Linked DNA regions of Mus musculus: region 1 is linked to region 2. A link is a loop called in an ENCODE intact Hi-C map of the cell type or tissue named here. Cell type or tissue: left cerebral cortex. All regions are shown on one strand. Each heading gives the region's core, and the rest is flanking DNA. Links, peaks and the distances in the headings are about the cores only. Region 1 has its middle 14 kb from the start of Gm22321. Region 2 overlaps Gm46956 (a long non-coding RNA gene).

What was found. Peaks named below come from ENCODE experiments on the same cell type or tissue, not always from the same donor. Only the 100,000 strongest peaks of a DNase experiment are listed, where the experiment ranks them.
Region 1: a loop joins it to region 2, with 4 times the contacts of the local background. A loop is called at or near these places in 3 of 42 quality-filtered maps.

Annotation. Positions count from the first base shown.
Region 1 is chr6:33,098,112-33,106,450 of GRCm38, forward strand. No RefSeq gene overlaps it. Among named protein-coding and RNA genes, the nearest start is that of Gm22321, 14 kb to the left of the region's middle. In left cerebral cortex, for the core only: no CTCF peak of the experiment used is centred there; DNase peaks (open chromatin) are centred at 4,005 and 6,737.
Region 2 is chr6:32,597,712-32,606,050 of GRCm38, forward strand. Gm46956 (a long non-coding RNA gene) reads right to left here. Exons shown (of 7, transcript XR_001785218.1): 6 at 760-929; 7 at 543-617. Among named protein-coding and RNA genes, the nearest start is that of Plxna4, 14 kb to the left of the region's middle. In left cerebral cortex, for the core only: no CTCF peak of the experiment used is centred there; DNase peaks (open chromatin) are centred at 4,624, 6,154 and 7,390; H3K27ac peaks cover 1,080 bases.

The sequences.
Region 1 (8,339 bases), core at 52-8,051, 500 kb after region 2:
CCCTTCCCAGCCCTACAGTGTTTTCTATTTGGAATCATTGTCCCTCCCACCACCCCACCCTAGATAGTGACTCAAGTGAAATCAACCTCCAAATAGTCTCTGGAAGCAAGAAGACATACATCAGGGACCACAGGCGCATCATCTCAATCCATGCGCTGTTTGCCCACTTTCCCCTCCCCCCATGCCTGTATTCTTTCTAAGAAGGCATCCCTTTACTATTTCTGGTGTAAACTTTCTTCACTGAGAGTATTTTTTCCCCTCAAGGTTTTTCAGGAAAGCATGGGGAGTCATAGTCACCATAGTAAATTGAATTACATTCCAGTGGAACTAGGCTGACTTGTAGGCGAAAGAAAAAAAGGTAATAATATAATAGGGTTTTTTTTTTAAATCAAAAATGTTTCTTAAAGGAGATTTTATCCAATGAGTTTCTATTAGCTTGGTACAAGATTAGTCATGGGCATGCATAAGAAAACAAAACAGGGAGAACTGAATCTGGGAGAGTTGTTCTTACCTCTTTCAGATCCACAGAGATACATGGTGCTAATAACAAAAAGATGAACTTATATCTGGGCATTTGTTACCTCTAAGATAAAGAAAAAAGAAAGAAAGAAAGAAAGAAAGAAAGAAAGAAAGAAAGAAACAAACAAACAAACAAACAAACAAAAACAATGGTGGTAGAACTTTTCTTTGAGGCCAAATTCTTTTGCGCAGCCTTTCAGAAAGAGGTTGATACTTGGTCTCATCTTCAAAAAAAAAAAAAAAAATCTCAAAACTTCAAACATTCAGCACTCTCTGAACAGGATCCATAAATGTCCTAGGATTCAGCATGGGTTTCAAAATCCCTTTCTAGGCTGTTGCTTTCATATTTGCTAGACCTGTTGATTTACAACATGCCAACACATGAATCCATCTGTCACAATGGCATGGTGCCCTCTCTGCAGGACAACATGCCAATATCCATTCGCCCAGCCAAAATGACATTAGCAACAATGCCCTGCGTGACATAATAAACTGTATGCTCATGCGGAAAGATGGTCTTCCCAGGGAGGGCAGAGGCTGCCAAGTGAAGAACTCACTGCTCATCAGCAAGTCATGTGTGACCCAGCTCAGCACACACCCCAATCCTTGGGTGGCATGAGTCCCTCGTTTGAGGCTCTGCTGATGGAAACAATTCTTCCTCAACAGCTCCCACAGCATGGACAGAGCTCTCGATCGATGGAGAGACATGGCTGAAGCCAGAACACCCAGATGGTGATCAACCATTCCAGTGTGCCAGAGATGGGCACTTCTTGGCAAGTAGGAATTTGAGTGTCGAAAACAAGAGTCTCTGGCAAACTAGGAAGCATTGACCACCATAGTTGTGTCTCCATCCTGGGCTGGGCCAGGCAATCTCTTCCTGCCCTATATCTCTATCCAGCTTTGCTTCCATTTCTGCTTTCATGGTGGGGATTTTGAAATGCAACATCTAGTATAATATCCTCTACTAGAGTGGGGGTTCAATACATTCACTCATTTCTAAGAATAAAGCGAAGGAATGCCTCTAAGATTATCTTAGAGAAAAGGCTGTGATTTCTACCCTGGGCTATTCTTCCTTCCCTCCCCTCCTCTCTCTTCCCCTTGCCTCTCCTTCTCTCTCCTCCACTCCCTGCTCTCCCCTCTCCTCCCCTTCTTTCCTGTCCCCTCCCCACTATTCTCCTTGTCCCACCTTTGCTTTCCCCATTTGCTTTCATTCCTTCTCTACTCTGAAGTCAGCCAGTTTTCCTACTGGGATCATTTCTATGGAGAAGTGCAGATGGCAAGGAACTGATGTTTCTACAAAAGAAGAGAGAGGGGGGGAGAGGAAGAAGAGGAGGAGGAGGAGGAAGAAGAGAGGTTCAAAGGAAGAGGGAGACAAGAAAAATGGGGGAACTGGGAGAGACAAATATCATGTTTTTCATATGTAGAATCCAAGTGTGTGTGTGTGTGTGTGTGTGTGTGTGTGTGTGTGTAGGATAACAGCAAAAGACTGAATATTTGGAGTGAGGAAAAGAATCAGTGGAGCTGGGCAGGGTGCATAAGAGAGGCTTTGTGGGGTTGAGTAAGAGAAAAACATAATGACATCTATGTGCAAAATGTAGTGAAACCTATTGTTTCATATGCCAATTTAGAAACAAGCTAACCTTCTATCTTCAGACAAGGACCAACAAGGACCTGAGGCTGCCATGGCTACTGGACTAAACTTGGATGCAGATTATTCTACCAGTGTTAACCTTCAGATGATAATAACCTCAACTTGACCAGAGCACTTGACCTGGGTTTGTCATCCTTAGAAACTGTGAGTCAAGAAACACGTGTTCTAAGCTACTGTGTTTATGCATGGAGGCAGATGAAATTTTAAGCCATGCAGATGCAGGACCTCAGTGAAGAAACACTGGACTCTGGGAGATCAATGTTCTAGTCTGGCCATTTGACACTGAGAAATCTGAGTCCAAACGAGGCCCTGTGACATGTTATATAGCTGCATCATAGCCACCACATGTGGGCTCTGGCTCTCCTGACTCCTGTTTTGTCCTGGATATGTTCAGAGCTATCACTACTATGGATGGCAAGCCCAGTTTCCTGGATTCTGATGCCTGGGTGTCAGGCTCCTCTGGTCTGACTTGATTTACATTGTACAGACAAACAGTGCCCTCCACACCGTGCCTTTTCAGCCTGGAAGCCTTAGCCGGCTGGATACCCTCTACGTGGAATAGAGTCCCCCACTCAAGTTTGATGTCTCTCAGAGTTATACCATTTCTCTGAGATCTTATGGGAAAAGAATCTCCAGTCTTGTCACTGCATTGAAAAACTTGATAAAAAAAACTTTTCTGTGTGCTCTGGAAACATCATGATCGTCTCCCAGCTTTGGCCATCGGGCAGGATCTTATCAGCTTCTGGTTGGATGTCTGCAGTGTGAATAAACTATCATTCCAACTAAACACAGTACATATTCCTAAAACAACTATACTTCCAAGAAGGAATAGAGTGGAAGATGGCAGAGATGGGTCAAACTACATTGCAGAGCTGTAACCCTCAAGCAGGATTTCTGTATGGAAATAAACACTCGAGTCATACTTGTGTTGAGCACATAGAACATAGCCATGTTGCCTTGCTTTATGTCCTTTAGTTAGTAGGAGATGAAAAGATGATAAGATGTTAATTCTGAATGGTGGACATATGGCTGCTATGCTCTTTTCAAAAGCTATAATAATAAGGTCAGCGAATGGCTAAGAGAGTAAAGGCACTTGCTGCCAAATCTAATGATCTTAGTTTGATCCTCTGGACCCCCAAGGGTGGAAAAAGAGAATCGATTCCAGCAAGTTGTCCTCTTACCTCCACACATGTGATATGGCATGTGTACACATACATATACATATATACACAATGAACTTAATAAAAATGTTAACTACATTATAGTTGAATAATATTTCTATAACATACATTAAAATATATTTAAGTAATATATGTAGGTCAGATAGGTTTCTCAGTGGTTAAGTCTATATTCTGCTTTTGAAGAGGACCTGAGTTTTTGTCCCACACCTACAATGGATGGCTCACAACCTCCTGCAACTCTAGCTGATATCCTTTTCTGGCCTCTGGAGGCACTTGTATTCATGTACATATACCTCTCCCTGTACACAATATATAATATACACACATGCCTAACTTAAAATAAAATATATCTTTAAAAATATGTATATTGTGTATAATATGCACCATGCTTACTAAAGTTATTTTGAAATTAAAAGTATCTTAGCTTAATGATTTATTATGTCTAAGACATTTAACAAACGTTTGACACAAATATCTCATTACATCTTCCCAGCAACTCTCTAAGGAAAAGACTGTTTCTTTCCTTTTTTTCTTGAAGTTCAGAAAGAATAACTTGTTAAAATTCATCTAGCTTCCAAGTGGAAGTTGAATCTAGTTCTGTCTAAAACCAGAGATCTCCATATTTAAATTGTGACTTTCGCCCACTAGAACTGTGTGTAGGTGCAGAAATAAGATGCATGTGTAAGTAGAGACAGTTTGGGAACATTGGTAAAATAAATAATTATCACTAGAAGTCTAAGTTGTGATAGGGAGATATCAGCCAGGAGAGTGAAAAACCCACATGAGCTAACCCTGTGCAAGAACGCTTTGTGAAGCAATCATTCATTCTTCAACTATACTTTTCTGATCAATGCCATGGGCTAGCAAGGCACTGAGGGGTAGGGTATTAGACAAGAGAGGACCTGGTACAATTTATCAGTAAAGAGGGGATGAATGGACAGTCATAATGGATGAACAAGGTAATTTAATGTATGATGGACATTATAAGAAAAATTAAAATGGAACTTAAGAGTATTAGAAAAGAGGGACTTGAGTGACCGGTGTAAGAAACTTGCAGATTAAAATTTGAGACCAGGTTTCCTTTCTGCCTCTCTAACAATGAGGATGCAGGACTAGGGAACCCTAGGTTATAATCAGTGAGGTTTGGCATATATTAATATGTGAGGATGACTGACCGTATCAGAAAGAGACTATATTTTTCTATACATCTAGTCTCATTAATACTTGAATAGGTCAGGGTGGGCGTGAGGAGAGCAGGCAGAACGAGTTCGATACTGGGCATATATCCAGAAGATGTTCCAACCAGTAAGAAGGACACATGCTCCACTATGTTCAAAGCAGCCTTATTTATAATAGCCAGAAGCTGGAAAGAACCCAAATGCCCCTCAAAAGAGAAATGGATACAGAAATTGTGGTACATTTACACAATGGAGTACTACTCAGCTATTAAAAAGAATGAATTTATGAAATTCCTAGGCAAATGGATGGACCTGGAGGGCATCATCCTGAGTGAGGTAACCCAATCAGAAAAGAACTCACATGATATGTACTCACTGATAAGTGGATATTAGACCAGAAACTTAGAATACCCAAGATGTAAGATACAATTTGCAAAACACATGAAACTCAAGAAGAATGAAGATCAAAGTGTGGACACTTTGCCCCTTCTTAGAATTGGGAACAAAACACCCATGGAAGAAGTTACAGAGACAAAATTTGGAGCTAAGATGAAAGTTTGCACCATCTAGAGACTGCCATACCCGGGGATCCATCCCATAATCAGCCTCCAAACGCTGACATCATTGCATACACTAGCAAGCGTTGGCTGAAAGGACCCTGATATAGCTGTCTCTTGTGAGGCTATGCTAGGGCCTAGCGACCCCAGAAGTGGATGTTCACAGTCAGCTATTGGATGGATCACAGGGTCCCCAATGGAGGAGCTAGAGAAAGTACCCAAGGAGCTAAAGGGGTCTGCAACCCTATAGGTGGAACAACAATATGAACTAACCAGTACCCCCGGAGCTCGTGTCTCTAGCTGCATATGTAGCAGAAGATGGCCTAGTTGGCTATCAGTGGAAAGAGAGACCCATTGGTCTTGAAAACTTTATATGTACAGGGGAACGCCAGGGCCAAGAAGTGGGAATGGGTGGGTAGGGGAGTGAGGGGGGAGGTTATGGGGGACTTTTGAGATAGCATTGGAAATTTAAATGAAGAAAATACTTAATTAAAAATTTTTTTAAAAGTAAAAAAAAAAAAAAGAATTTCAACAACAAAACAAGCCATGTGTCTTTGGGCAACAGAAAGTAAACAAGCTAGGGGAAGGTATAAGATGCATGTTGAGCTTAGGGACAGAGTATGCCAGACAGATAGAGAAGGGCTAGACTTTGAAAAGCCAGCCTTGGGCTTTGGATCAAAATTTAGAATCACAGTAATGGTACAAGTGAAGAAAATAATAAAGTGATATTTTGTATTCTGACTGTAACAGAATACAGGATAGATAGACATTCACAAGGCAGGAGAAACTTCCAGAAGTCCAAACAATCATGTGCTATATGATAGTGCAAGCAACAAAAAGATGTATGTCCCATAAAACCTTTGCAGGTCTGAAAAATTCCTATAAACTAATGGCAACATTATAGCACAGTGCACTGCTCATGTGTGTAGGGTGAGGCTGGTCCAAGTGAACCTTCTACACTGCCATTCACACAGAAGACTAATAGAGACAGTTACATTCATAACGCTTGACATGCTAATAAATGACCACATCACTGGTCTGTGACATTCCCATACTGCTATTTATACACCTTCCATTTTCCATATCCCTCCCTTCATCGCGTTAAGAGAGCACACTGAGTGAATGGCCTCTACCATCTAGGACTGCACAGCTACATTTGACACTGCCCGCGTGACAGTGGAATTGCCTGGTAAGTTCTTCAGAACATCTCCAATTTACACAGGCCCTGGGAAACTTTTATCTAAGCAAGCAGGAAGGAAGGCTAGGCCTGTAGTTCAGTGGGTGAGTATCTGTTTCCCATTCACAGATGCTCTACTTCCATCCCAAATACTACATAAACCTGGTCATGTTGGTACATGCCTATAATCTCAGAATTTAAAAGGCAGAAGGAGGACATTGTCATAAATAAATAAAGGGAAGAACAAAGAATAGAAGACTGTATCTGAGAAACACTGCAGCGGAAAAAAAAAATCCATGGCTGAGCCCTGAGAACTAAGATCTGTATACGAACCATGGGAGCATAGTCAGAGATGGCAGCCTTGGTTCTGCCCCACACTTCTGGACGATTGGGCTGTTCTCATCTGTTGTACTTGAACAGATTGTGAACACGATCTCTCCATCTTTCTGGTTTTGGACTCGGTGGAGTTTTTCTGAAGTACTTAGCCGTGTAGGTGGGAGGACTGTGGGTAGAACTAAAGCTTCCAGGGGCAGAGAGCTCGTGCACAGATGGGAAGTTTGCAGAGCACAGATCATAAGCAACTTCAGCATTTAGAAGACTTCCTTTCTCACTAAAATTGTTCTACCCTTTGAGAAATAACCAAGAGCTTGTGCCATATGCCTCAAATATCACTAATTCTCTAGTAGTTTCCAAAGATATTTAAACTACTATTGCTCTCAAGTCTATAATTAACACCTCATTTACCAGCATACCTTTGTAATATACACATACATATGTACAAGTTTCCTAGATTCTGTTTTCAAAGCCTAGAGATTTGCCTGCTATCTAAGATGAAAACAGGGAAAGATGAAGAAAGGTGAGATTTATAATAGAATGTAAGACTGTTACTCCGCCTGTTTCAAGAGTTGGGCTCAAGTTCTCCAACTCATTAGTGCAAAACACTCTTGGATTCTAACTGCAGTGCTGGGTCATGTATTTGTACAGGTCAAGCAGAGGGACTTACAAGAATATTATGACCGATATTGACCCATCTTCTGCTGATATCCAAAAGGGGCTTAGAAGGAAGAGCTGGGATTCCTTTTGAAAGGACCATAGCATTTTTCATCACCACACTATGGCGATCTCCTTGATTCTTAGCTTTCCCCTGTCAGAGACCACACATTCATCTTCAACTTCCTCTTTACCTTCCATTGTCAAGTGCTCTCTGGTTCCCAAGTTCCAGATAGAAAGTACTAGAAACAAATACCTCCTCATCCCGGAACCAGAGGAGCAGACCCCAATCAATAATGGATAGGAGTTGGTACCTACCCTTTGGGTTCAATAAATTGAATCATATGTTTTTGTCTCTAAGGGTTTCATGACAGAATAGCAATCTAGTCTCCCTAATATGTTTGTTTATAACATTTTGTCTGTACATTTGTTTGTTTACAATAGGGTCTTACTATCACACAAATTAGCCTTGATCACACAGTAATGGTCCTGCTTCAGCTTTCCAAGTGCTACAATTACAAATGTGCACTAGCATACCTGGCTACTTTCATAATAATGTGCTTTAGGCTCATAGGCATCCCCTCCTGATCTTATTTCATGGTCTCTCTCCTTTATCAATGTACCTGTGGACCCTAACCAGACTCATTACTTGCATTTACATCATTGTCTGTGGAAACCAAATGGAGGCATAGGGCAAAAATTTTCCCTAGCTCACGAAATTCAAGGTGTGCAGGAAATAGTACCTATAAAAAACATCTAAAGGTAACTTCATTGGAGAGAGTTTCCTGGCAGTAAAATGCAGGACACATCCAACTTGGTTATGGTGTATTGTCCATCTCTGTATAATTGAGTCGACTTGATCAAGGTCTTGTTTATGGTTTTTGTACTAATGTACATGACTGACATTATCCTGTAAACCTCCTTTCCTTCACTGTAGTTCCCAAGTTGGGCTAAGCAAGTCTCATTAGTTAAGAGGTTGGCATGTCCAACCTCTGAAAGTCTGTCATAGACATTTCTTCTACCTGGAATTTTCCAGGAGGGACATTTCCATAGAGGTTGTTGTATATCCAAAATGTACAATGAAAT
Region 2 (8,339 bases), core at 143-8,142:
GGAGAAGTTTGGAGTAAGAGGCAGGAAAGGACGCTTAGGGGAGAGTGAGACCTTCCAGGCTGAAAAAGCTCTGTGAGGACAGAGAGACATCAGTATGTCACCAGATGTCTTAGTTAGGGTTTTACTGCCGTGAACAGACACCATGACCAAAGCACCTCTTATAAAGGACAACATTTAATTGGGGCTGGCTTATGGCTTCAGAGATTCAGTCCACTATTATCAAGGTGGGTGTTGTGTCCGGCCAGCAGACCACAACCTGGGTTCTAGCCTGGAAAGGCATTTTGGAAACCTGGAAGAGAAGAGGGGCTAGGTGGCGAGAGAAAGAAATGTAGCCAAGACAGTTACTCTGATCAAAGCTCAAATTTTACTGTTGCGACACTCAGTTATGAAGGAAGGGGGAGGGGACCTGATTCCCGCCGAATAATCTCTGGTCCAGTAGAAAGGTGCATGTGTGTGGCTCCGCAGGTTCCAGCAGTGGGCGTGGCAGAACGAATGAGCAGGAAGCTCCACCCCTGAGCAAGCAGGTTTCAGGCTGGGGGAGGGGAGACTACAGGTGGGAGCATGGCAGCATCCAGGCAGACATGATACAGGAGGAAATGAGAGTTCAACATCTAGTTCTAAAAGCAAACAGAAGATTGGCTCCCACATGATTAGGAGAAGGATCTAATTGCCCACCCCCACAGTGACACACTTTCTCCAAAAAGGCCATACCTCCTAATAGTGCCACTCCCTGGGCCAAGCGTATTCAAACAACCATACCAGATCACTAGGTAGTCCTTCACAGTGAGCAATGATAGATTGGGTGTCCTTAGTCCATGCTTCTTAGAGAAGTCATCAGCAAAGAATTCTAATTTTTAATCCTTTGAGGGAATGGTCTTGCTGTCTTTTGGATGCATTGTCAAATTGCCACAAAAAGTCTTATCTTTATCCTGCAAGCATTTGACCAGAATATGCAATGAAGAATACATTCTGCATTTAAGTTGTTAGAGGAAGCTTTTAGAAACTGACTACTTGATATGAATATACCCAAGGTCCTATACATAGGTGTAGAGAAGAGCTTTGCAAATAAAGTACCAAAGAGATGTGACAGCAAACAGACCTATGATACATTCAATATGAGTCACCACAGGAGGCTGCCAAGGTCAGTACTGTGTAAGGTACATTAATGGAGAGTGGAGTCCCAAAGGGAGTGGCAACCACTGCTTCATTTTAAGATGGATCATACATGGATTAATGCACACTGCCCAAGGCCTTCTACTTTATAATAGATTAGAGTACATTCAGAGGAGAGTGGCCCAACTCAAAAGGAAATTTAAAATCTCTATGTATTTGAAACAATAAAAGCATCCAATACTGTTCAAGAAAGTCAGACTCAAGGAAGCATGAAGTTTCAGATATTTGAAGGGCTGCCAAGGGGTGACTTGAAATATCAGTTCCATAGAACTATAAGCTATGTAAGCAGGATCAATGTGTATAATTTGTTTATGCAGAGCCATTTGGGTTCCATGGGAGGAATGTCTTTCTAAGAGTCAGATCTCTCTGAAGGAAGAGATTCCCTGCAGTGGCTCTGAGCGCTCCATCATTTGACATGTTCAGGAAGGAAGCGGGTAATGATGAAGTAGGAATTGGAATTTGGACTAAGTGATATTCTAGTACTCTGACATTTTAATTGTTTTGTGTCTACTTTTGTATCTGTCACAGTGCCATAGGCTTGGCATTGGCTCAGTAGATATCTACTGACTTGTAGTACAATCTGTATGAGGTCACATCTAAGGAAGCTAACCATTAGCTCACCCAAGATCACCACTAAGGATAGAACTCAGGCATGGGGTCAGAAGCACAGTACCAGAGAGTGAGCTGGAGGGAGGGAGAAGCTTCACTTCAGGAAAGCCTGTCTCTTCCCCACATGAATTGTCCTGCTCTTTCCTTAGAGATGCCAGCTGTGCTCGGTCAATGCTGCTCAGTATGAAATAACTTCTTCATCAATTCCCCCTAAATACCTATATAACCTAGGGTTCTAAATTCTCAAGTAATAGTTTTTGTGACTGCTAGTTTAACTATCAACATGACACAAGCTGGGAAAACAAATTGACCTGTAATATTACCTGTAGAAGAACATTTTAATTACATTAACTGACAAGGGAAGGCCTGCCCACCATTAGCAGCACCACTCCCTAGGCTTATGGCCCTGACTGTATGAGTAAAGAAAGTAAACTGAGCACTGAAATGCACACATTGATCAATGGCTCTCTGTGTTTGACTGTAGATTTAACACAATTAGCTTCTTTAAGTTCTTGCAAGTTTGACTTAGCTAGAATCATGGAATTGTAAGTCAAATAAACCCTTCTTCCCTGAAGTGCTTTTGTTGGGGTATTTTATCACAGGATCAGGAAACTATGCTCAGACAATTTCTAAACCAACCTTCCATTTCATGTAACTCAAGTCCAGTCTCTTCTGTAAGGATCCAAATGGGTTTGTCTTCCTTTTTACTTGGCATCCTCTCCTTTCCCAGGGAGTATCCTTTCTAGCCCTATACTCCTATTCCCTTTAGCCTTAGGAGCTTTCGATAGCCAACAAAGCCCTAAGAACCAAGCTGAGGACCGTAGCATCTCAGAGAGGACTCTGGTAATGGAAACTAGGTAATTTTATACCAGTTTACTCTGTAAGCCTGGAGAGCTGAGTCGGTGTTGTTCTACACCTGACCACACTGTGATAACTGTAAATAACAGCTGCTCTTTCCTCCTCTGGTTTGTCCTTCAGCACCTGAAAAGTCACATTCTCACCTGTCTCCTGGGGAAATTACTTTATCATCAAATGAACCTCTCTGGGAAGAATCTGAAGTTGCTTCTTCCACGGGAGTTCCAAGTGGACAGTCCAAATGTCCCTTTACTATTCCTGACTGTGCTTCCACTGTGTTACCATGAGCATTGTCAGCCCCTCATCAACTTCTTCTCCTGAAAGAAACACTGAGCTACATCACTGTTTCCTCCCCAATAACTTCTCTTTTCAGGCCCTATCATCCTCATCCTCCTGAGTCTTCATGTTTATCCGCACATTGACACTACAGTGATAGATGATACTGTCTTGTCAGAGGAGGGAGGGAGGGAAGAATGGAGTGAGAAAGGAAGGCATAAGGGATAAGGAGGATGAAAGGAATTGAGGGAAAGGAAGAGAGGATAAAGTGGTGGCAATGATAAAAATATCTTCCAAAGATCACAGATTTTCATGGGGCCATAAGGATTTTTTACTTCATTGTCAGTGTAGAGGAAAGTATGCCAACAGGACAGTTTGCATAACTCATATCATGTTCAGAATCATCCGCTCAAGCAACATTCATGGGATGCCTACCATAGGGCGCTGTGCTACAGATCAAAGTTGTCTCAGCCATAGTCACTCCCCTCAGGGTTTTCAGGTGAGTAGGGGCGGTGGCAGGGACAGTAAGCTTGTAAGCACAGTGTCCTGAGACTGAGACGTGAGGACCCATGCGAGAGTGAGGGACTGTAAGAGACAGCTGTCACACAGTCATGTTCACATTGTAACTATTCCTTCTGAAAAACCTACCAGTCCTGTTTCTGTTGTTCCAGTATTTAAAAAAGAAAAATAAGGCTCACCTCCACAAGAAATCATGACAATGATGTGTGCTCTTCTAAGGTTAAGATGTGAAATGGTGGAAAGTTGATGATAGTGCACTTTTAGCTCTTGGCATGGGAAACGGATTTGCTGTACTTGAGTACCCTTGTTTCATAAACACTGAAATGCTCCTCTGTGGAATGAAGCCAAGGGCTCACAGAAGCAGGTCCATTCATCCTTTCTTCTATTTGTTTGTTGTGGAAATATGCCCAAGAACCTGTGATGTGGCAAGTGTTTGTACCAGGAATGAAGTGGAACCCATAGCAGACAAGGTCCTTGCTCCTCTGTTACACATTCTAGGTAGAAGAGACACTGGTCAGCGAGTGAGCATCTTCTGTTGGTGGTAAGTTCTATGAAGAAAAAGAAAGCATGGTAGAGATAGAGAAAGGGAAGAGGTTCTCAGGGTAGAGAAATGGTTCTGAAGTGACAACCTCTGAGCTGTGACTTAAAGAATAATAAAGAATTAGCTGGGGAAAGGTCACAGAAAATAGAGGGTAGAACTGGCACAAAGGCTGAGGTAAGATGTATAGGGAAATAATAGTACCAAAGGAAGAAAATTAGGGGACCCATGAGAGGGTCAGTATAGGCACAACTACAAAAGAAAAGGGAACAAAACAGCCATAAGAGACATACAAATACACAGAGTCCCATAACTGCAGAGCACAGAGCTGAGTTGGGAGAAATCAGCCATCATACTAGAAAGATCATTGGGTTCTAATATTTCTTATGCTGAGTGAACCCAGCCTGGTTTCCTAAAAACCAATCCATTCTATTCATCAATCTCCCATTACTATAGCAAACATTTAGCCAATAGAATCTAAGAAAAGAGTCATTTGGAGTTGAGTTTGGGAACACAGTCCATCATGATGGGGGAAGCATGGTGGCAAGAGTTGCTGTAGCGAAGACAATGGAAACAGGGGGCAGATGGTCCCATTGTGTCTATTGTCAGAAGCAGAGAGAGATGGATGCTAGAGTTCAGCTGGCTTCCTCCTCCTCTTCTTTTTATTCAGTCTGTGACACACTCCCACACTCCCTGTTTAGGAGGTGGTGTTGCCTACATTCTCAATGGGTTTTCTTGTTAAAGTTAAACATCCCTAAAAAGACTCTCACAGACATTCGTAGAGAAGTGTTTTCTAGGTGATTCCAAATCATGTTAAGTTGGTAATCAAGACCAATCATCACAAGTCCACCCCTTGTCAACCTGGCACCCAAACATGTCACTTTAAATCCTAACATTCTACCCCTGGTCCCTAAAGTCTCATGCTGATTTTACAATAAAAATCTCATTTTTGGTTCATTTTCAAAAGTCCCCAAAGTCTTAAGAGTAACGTTCAATGTTTCCTCTAAGTAAGAATACATGATCTTAACTACAAGCCCCTATGAAATAACATACTACCCAAATACAATAATAGCTCCATGCCAGACATCTGGGCTTGTGCTAACATCCTCTAGGCTCCTACAGACTTGGGTAGCTGTGCCTCTCCAGTTTTGCCACCTGCAACACACAGCGCTTCTTACTTGGGCAAGCTCCAATCCTGCAGCTTTCCTCATTGTTCCACAGGCCTGGTACCTCCCTCCAACATCCTGGGGTCTCGAGTATAATTTGGGATTTACCTTCATATTTGTGCACAATGCAATGTTAATGCCTTCTCGTAGGAAACACAACCTCACACAGGTTACCTGGTCTCAGTTCTTTCTGGAACCTTGGGGTAAGCCTCTATGATCTAGAAATCTTGAATTCTGAATATCTATAAGACCAGCATTACAATTCTAGACAATGTTGCCAAGCACTGTGCTAATTTAAGATGTACTCTGGCCCCTTCTACTACAACTAGAGTGGCTTCCATGCTTTTGGGGAATGGGCCTTGGGAAACTTCTCTCTAACCAGTTCTTCTCCATCAGGGAGCCCTTCAGTGGCATTACCAGTTCAGGTTCTCTTCTTTCAAACAAGTTTGCCTTTTCACAAGTTGGAGCCTTTGACAGGTAGGATTTCACCACCAGAACAATTTTCTTATTGTTCCTATGAAACAAACAAACTAAAAAGTAAGCTTTCTCTTTTGTGGCATTAATCTCCTTAACAGTTATAGATGCTTTGTCTGAATACACCCTGTCCTTATCTTTCACTGGGCACAAATTCCTGTTCTGCATCTTTGAGGCTCACTCTGTGCTCCTCTTTTGTGGAAATCTAGGTAAATGCAGCAATCGATAACCAAGACAGAGATGATCTATTATTCTGTCTTGAAATTTCCTACACCAAATAATTCTGTCCATTTCTTTGGAATTCAGTCTCACTGTAGTATTCAGGCCATGGGTACAACGACGCCAGATTCTTTGCCAGAATCCAACACAAATTGGCTCCCAGCTCATTTCCCAACATAGTTCTTGCATTTCTCTGAAACATCATGAACAATTTATACTGTTTGCCACTCTGTCAGCATCCTAGTGGCCTGCACTCCAATCAGAATGCTTTGCTGAGCTCTGCCTTGAGCACTCTAAGGATTATTTAGCCCACAGCTCCAAAGTTTTCCACATTCCTCCCACAAAGTAGTTCCAGAAGCTTACAGACCAAACAATCAGGTTTATCATATCAACCACCCACATCTCAGTACAACTTTTCTATATTAAGTTACGTTTCTTACTGTGGCGACAAGGCACCTGACAAAAGTGACTCCAAGAAGAAGGGAAGAAGCGTTATTTTGGCTCACACTTTGAGAGTAGAGTTTATCATAAAAAGAAAGACAGGGCAATCATATCACATCCATAGCCAAAAAGCAAGGAGATGACTCCTGGCACTCAGCTCTCTCTTTCCTTTATATTCAACCTGGAAACCCAGGTTGGGGTTAAAGCTCCTGAACTGTCCTCACAGGCATACCCTAGAGTTGTTTTTCTTGTGTGATCCCAGACCCTGTCAAGTTGGCCATCAAGAGCAATCATGGCACTGGTAGACTGAATACAGAAAGAAATGGAAGAAATGGGTTGGAGGTGGAAGACGAAGTTCACAGACAGAGGCTGTATCCTTTAGGAAGGCTCTTGGTAAGTAACAAAGTACTAATCCAGATGCTCAGCTGATGATAGCATCTTACATCTCATGCAGCAACAAGGTCGTGGTGTCCCTTAGGCTAGCGCAGGGACTCTGCGGTTACCGAGAGGCAGCTTCCATCTGATTGTCTAGTACTTATTCCTGACAAGTTTTTGTTCTCATACTTAATTTCTCAGGGCCAGAAAATGGCTGCCCTGAGCTCCAGCCTTCCCCTCTCTGTATTATTATCTAAGACTCAGAAGGAAGAGAAGTGGGGTATTGGGGTACTCTCTTGGAGGAGGTCTCCCACTTAATAGCCAAAGAAAACATCTCAGAAACCTCCTGTGTATCTGACTGGCCAGAACTGGGTCATATGGCCATTTTATGCTGCAAGAGAGGCTGGAAAGTGAATGCCTGCAAAAAAGGAATGGGGGTTCTTTAACACCCATGTGAGCCAGTCAACACTCAGCTATTCCTTGAAGGTTTGACCAATGTGGACGCTTTATGTAGAAGGTGGGGAACTGTGGGCTTCAGGGACTCATGTCTGAGCTCCAGGGCCTTTGTGGTAGAAAGGACAGAACAACACTGAGGGAGGGACCCCAAATCAGGCATCAGAGACATAGGCTATTGCCCCTTATGAAACAGATCCCTAAGACAATTTCAGCCACTGTTCTTCATCTACAAAATGGAAGCCCCAACACCTACATGTGAAGCAGGCTGCCTGTGGGGACGGAAACTGCCAGAGTGAGCTATGAGCACCTAGCACCTGCCCACGGCTCTGTGGGGATGCAGGGAGAAAGTGTAACTTCTGTCCCTATTTATGTCCCTCGTTCTTTAAAAATATATACAGTTGTGCATATATTATACATAATACATTACAATAGCATATATATATAACTCATAAATAAATACATGTACATATGTTAGGCGTGCTCAGAAAATTTGCTCATAAAGGCCCAATTTTTGGAAGTTAGAAGCACTTTTTAAAAAGAATGCGGTTTGCCACAAGACTGGGCACATGTTGGACCCTCAAAAAAGGCTGCCTCTGTTATCCCTTGGATACCTCTTACAATTTGTAATGGCGAGGACAGGCATCTGTCACGGTCATTCCCAGCTCCACTCTCAAAAAAAAAAAAAAAGTTACCTAGCATGGGCTTTTTCCAGCACCTCCCAACCCCTCTCCCAGAAAGTAGGATCAGTACTGCTGCTCCCTGTGCTCTATACAAATATTCGAATACAAGGCACTCCCAGACCTGTCTATTACAACACACCTAGCATTTTTTCCTTCCACCTGCTGTCTATCCTTCCTGTTTTCTGACTGGCAGGCATTTCCAGGAACAGTTCACAAGGGTAAGGAAGGGAGGGAAGAAAAGCTAAGCTAACCACACAGGGCAAGCACAGGAGGCAAAAGGCCCCATGGGAGGCAAGGATTGAACTGAAGAGCCCGGCTCTATCCTTGGGATTCCTTTCTCCCTGGGAGCCCTGTGTCCCATTAGCATGAGCAAATGAGAATTGCCAGTATCTACCTCCCACCTGCCCTCTCCAGCCTCCGCAGGTATGTCTGGCACTTGAGGAGGCTCATGCCTTTCTTCCTCTCAGCATCATCTCTGTGGTGGGCTAAAGACAAGGAAGGACTTCGAGTACAGGCAGAGAAACAGAGTCACAAGGATGCTGAGGGGCACAGCTAGAA